2 separate regions of the Homo sapiens genome follow, and region 2 is linked to region 1. Evidence: read pairs that join two places in POLR2A ChIA-PET (ENCODE). Cell type or tissue: B cell. All regions are shown on one strand.

Evidence for each region. Peaks named below come from ENCODE experiments on the same cell type or tissue, not always from the same donor. Only the 100,000 strongest peaks of a DNase experiment are listed, where the experiment ranks them.
Region 2: POLR2A ChIA-PET joins it to region 1 with 12 read pairs; 8 of 35 experiments call an interaction of 5 or more read pairs at or near these places.

The regions. Positions count from the first base shown.
Region 1 is chr16:89,309,488-89,311,987 of GRCh38, forward strand. All of the region lies in intron 3 of ANKRD11 (ankyrin repeat domain containing 11), which reads right to left. Among named protein-coding and RNA genes, the nearest start is that of ZNF778, 93 kb to the left of the region's middle. In B cell, no CTCF peak of the experiment used is centred here; no DNase peak of the experiment used is centred here.
Region 2 is chr16:89,401,718-89,404,217 of GRCh38, forward strand. The region is part of intron 2 of ANKRD11 (ankyrin repeat domain containing 11); the gene reads right to left. All of the region lies in intron 1 of LOC128462377, which reads right to left. Among named protein-coding and RNA genes, the nearest start is that of ANKRD11, 88 kb to the right of the region's middle. RefSeq lists enhancers at 1-171, 172-672. In B cell, no CTCF peak of the experiment used is centred here; a DNase peak (open chromatin) is centred at 1,444; H3K27ac peaks cover 1,397 bases.

The DNA.
Region 1 (2,500 bases):
TAGTTCACTTTAAAAGTTCACAAATTTCTTTTTCGCTTCCCAGCTCCTTACACCTCAACGAGCTGCGCAAGGAAAAGCACACATGGGCAAGGCGCCTGTGTGACACGAGGCTTGCCCCGAGCTGCCTACAACAGGGAGCGTGGCACAGCCACCAGGAAGGCGGCTCCCATCCACCTGGGCTCAGAGCCTGCTGGGCAGCTGGGGTGGGACAGGCCCTGTTTCGGCCCCTCTAACCTTTCCTCACCAGCACAAGAGGACTGTCAGCAGGAACCACGTGCACATGCTACAGAATGTTCTCATTTCCTAAATGCAAATATCTCCAACATTAAATCCAATCCTTACCAGGCACCTCCTGTAAGGCCCCACTATGCCCCAAGGACCACCAGATAGTGACAGCCATGGCACAATGACCCTGCCGGGCCCCACCAGCCTGCCGGCCACCTGGCTTCTCCTCCTTATGACACGAGGTAGGCTCTGCACATGTCATATGCAGATTCCCTATCACATCACGACTTCCACTCATGGGAAGCACACACAGAGGAAAGAGAAAGTTGTAGTAACTGAAAAATGGCCACGTCCAGTTGACACCCTCCCCCTGGAGCTCAATCTTTCTGGTAAGAATGAGAGTCGTGTTGTCCACTGACTGCAGCACAGAGGTGCCATCCGGTCCTTCCAGTTCCATCACCAGCTCAGCTGCCTTGGTATCCAAACTGTCTATGTGCGGGGTCCGCCTGTGTGTGGGGTGCGGGGTCCGCCTGTATGTGGCATGCAGGGTCTGCCTGTGAGCTCTCTTCTGTTCCACTCACCCATGGGTCTGTCCTGCTACCAAGAGGAAGCACACTACCTCATGCCTGTAGCTTTAGAGGAAGCAATGAAACTACACTGTCTGCATCCTCCAATTCTGTTCTTTCTCAAGGTGGCTTTGGTTATTCTAGGTCTTTTCAATTTCCCTATTAACTTTGGAATCGTCTTATGAATTTCTACCCAAAAAAGCCCACAGGGATTTTGGCTGGCATTACACTGAATCTGTACATCAATGTGGAGAGAGATGGCATCCAGTTTTGAGGGTTTCCTGATCTATGAATATTGTATAACTCTGCATTTAGGTGTTTCTGAATTTCTCTCAGTTCTCAGGAATATTTTGCAGCTTTCAGGGTACAGGTTTTGCAGCACATCTTCGGTCAAATTTACCCCAAAATAATCCGTATTTTTTATACTACTGCAAACATTTTTACAATTTCAGCCCTCTATTATTTACGAGTATTTAGAAATACACTTCTGCATAATGGGTTTGCACTGGAACACCATGCTACGCTCACTGATTCTTGTAGCTTTTGTGCAGATGTCTTGGGCTTTCCTCCATCAATGTCTGTGAATAAAGACAGTGTTCCTCTTTCCTCTTCAGTCTGACTTTCGTGCTGCCTGGAGTCTGCAGGACGATGCTGACTGCAGTGGAGATGGCCAGTGTTTCTTTGTCTGTTCTCAATTTTAGGTGGAAAGAATTCAGTCTTTGACATTAAATATGATGTCAGTTGCAGGTTTTCACAGATGCTCTCTGTCAGGTTGAGGAAATTCCTCTCTATTCCTAGTTTGCAGAATTTTTTTTAAAATAATGAATGTGTGTTAACTTTTGTCAAATGTTTTTGCTGCATTAGTTGGTATGATCACATGGTGTTTTCAGTCTTATAACAACTTGAACTGATTGATATTGGAGGTTCAACCTTGAATTCTTGGAATCAACCCTACTTGGTTGGTCATGGTACATTATTCATTTTATTTTATAAGCTGATGAATTCAATTTGCTAAAATTCTTTTTAAAATTTGTATGTTTGTGTTCATGAGGGCCATTGGTCTGTAGTTTTCTTATCCTGTAGTACCTTTGTCTGGCTTTGGTATCAGTATAGTACTAACACAACAACTGTCTATCTAGATAGAAAACAAGAACCTCTATGTTTACCTCACACCACATACAAAACATGAACCTCTACGCTTACCTCACACCATATACAAAACATGAACCTCTATGCTTACCTCACACCACATACAAAACATGAAAATCTATGCTTACCTCACACCACATACAAAAATTAACTAGAAATGGATCATAGACCTACATCTAAGAACTAAAACTATCAAACTTACAGAACACAGGAAAAACTTCTGTGACCTTCGTTTGCCAAAGATAGGATTTTAAAAGAGAGCACGAGTTCTAGAAGAAAATATTAAATAGAATGGACCTCTATCTTGGGAGTTGGGCAAGAGTGAAGACATGGAGGCTGCTCAGAGCACCCTATACAACACTGTCTAAGGACCCAGAGCCAAGGGGATTTTCTTGGCTTTTTCTTTCTTAAAGTGGGAAGTTTTTGCTTTATTCTAATAATGAAAATCAGGAACACAGGGAAGGACTTCCACTTCTTTTTTCTTCCCCGACACAGATTCTCACTCTGTCACCCAGGCTGGAGTGCGGTGATGCGATCTCAGCTCACTGCAGCCCATGCCT
Region 2 (2,500 bases), 92 kb after region 1:
GTGGGCCCTCACCCCACAGAACTAGCTTCCTTCTACAAAGGGCAGACGTGGACACTGAGCTGTGCACGCAGGGAGAACGCTGGGTGAAGAGGGAGGCGGAGATCGTGGTGATGCGTCTACAAGCCCGGGCGCACCAGAGACTCCCCCATCCCCCAGAACCCGCCGGGCACACCAGAGACTCCCCCATCCCCCAGAACCTGGAGAGAGGCCTGGAGCAGATGCCCGCCCCCACCCCTCCAGCACCGCAGAAGGAACCGGCCCTGCAGACAGCTTGGTCTCAGAGCCGTGGGAGAACAGATCCTTGCTGTGAAAGCTCCTGGTCTGTGGTGATTTATCACGGCAGCCCCGAAAGACCCCCACACCAAGTTTCACTCTCTGTCCATGGACCTCTTTAATGGAAATCCTGACTTTTCCATAAGGCACTGAATCTGTGTAACTTTTAGAGTAAGGAGGACGACCTACAGTTCACTGCATGAAAGCACAGCCCTTCCAACAAAGGCAGGCGAAATGTGGAACCAATTATATCTGGGTGCCTACACGTGACGTACGCCAGTTCTTTGTAGAAAGAACGAGGCTTGTCTCAGCGATACTAATGTACAGTTCACATGAACTCCTAACCTTAGCCAGCCACAATAAGGTATCTGGGATTGAGCGCTTATTTAAATCGGTAGGCACATCAATTTAAATTTAGGTAGTAGCTCAGCCTGTACCTAACACATGAGGAAGCCGAGGCGGGAAGATCGGTTGACTCCAAGAGTTCAAGAGCATCCTGGGAATGACAGGGAGACCCCGCCTCTAGAAAAACATTTAAAAATTGCTGCGTATGGTGCCGCACACCAGCAGAGTCCCAGCTACTCGGGAGGCTGAGGTGGGAGGATTGGTTGAGCCTGGGAGTTCAAGCCTTGAGTGAGCTGTGGGTGGGGGGGGCAGCACTGCAGGGTGAGGTGAAGGGGGTGGTTCTGCGGGAGGAGGTGAGGTGGCTCTGCGAGGTTAGGAGAGGGGGCAGGGGCTCTGTGGGGTGAGATAGGGGGTATCTGCAGGGTGAGGTGAGGGGACAGCTCTGTGGGATGAGGTGAGGTGGGGGTTCTGCGGAATGAGGTTGGGGGGGCGGCACTGCGGGAGGAGGTGGGCGGGGTGGGGCCTGCAGACCCTCCAGGCTCTCCCGGGGGAAGGAGCCCCATCAGGGCCAGCACTGCGCCACTCCCAACAAAGCAGGCAACCTAGCCTGCCAGTGGAGACCTCTTTTCCGCCTGGGCTCCAGCTCTAGAGCAAGGCCAGTCACCTCAGCCCCACCATCAAACACCAGGCTCCACATGGGCACTGCCTCGCTCAACTGCGTGGTGGCGGGTGGCCTGGAACGCTGCTGTCATCACTGCACGTGGACACATCATCAACCTCTCAGCGTGACGTGCCCTCGTGCTTTCAGGTAAAACACTACAGAGAAACTTCCTGTTGGCAGGTGGACCCCGCACTCCCTAGGGCCTGATCCGCTCCCTCTCTTCTGCTTTACGGGCACTGACAGGAAGTATCTGATGCGCACTCACTCACACCAGCCACGCACATGTTGTGAGCAATCCTGTGTGGCCTGCTCCCCCCTCCTGACCGGCCCCTCCTGACTGGCCCCAGCACCGCGTGGAAGAACATGGAGGAGCTCATCTGTCTGAGGATAGGAAGCAGCAGAGCACACGCAGGTGAGGGCAGAGCGGGGAACCCAAGTCCCGAGGAAGTTTCTCAGTAAGCGAGGCCCCGCGCTCTGGGAGGGCACCCCCAGGAAGCCCACACATAAAGCAACTGGACACACGCTCAACTACGACTGGGCAATGACAGTAGCTTAAAAAAAAAAAGTACACCACCAAACAGACAAAGACCAGAGACCACTTACATAAAAGCCCTGCTGCCTCCCCGGGAAGGGATTTCAAAACACTTCTTTAGGTGAGCACGACAGCACGTGCCTTTAATCACAGCTACTCAAGAGGCTGAGGCAGGAAGATGACTTGAGGCCATAAGTTTGAGGCCAATCTGGGCAACAGAGCAAGCCCACCTCTAAAAAAGTAAAAATAAAAAAATTAGGCGGGTGTGGTGACATGCGTCTGGAGTCCCAGCTACTCGGAAGGCTGAGGAAGGGGCATCATTTCAGTCCAAGAGTTGAGGCTGCAGTAAGCCATGACTGCACTCCAGCCTGGTCAACAAAGCAAGACTTGTCTCTTAAAAAAGCAAAACAACAACACATCTTTATATTATAGGGCACAGAAAGGAGCAAGATTATAAAACTAAAATAGGGTGAAAGAATGCAAGAGACTCAGAACTATGGCAAACTTATAACTAAAATTCCAAACTACAGGAAACTCTCAGAGCAAACGCTGCATCACATAAGCTGCTAGCCCGGCACATGATTGTGAAGAATCAGGAGTCCTCTCAGCACCAACAGACAGTCATGGACACAGCCCACAGGTGGCTCGACCCACCAGCCTCAGGCAGCATGGGGTTGAGAGGGGAAGCC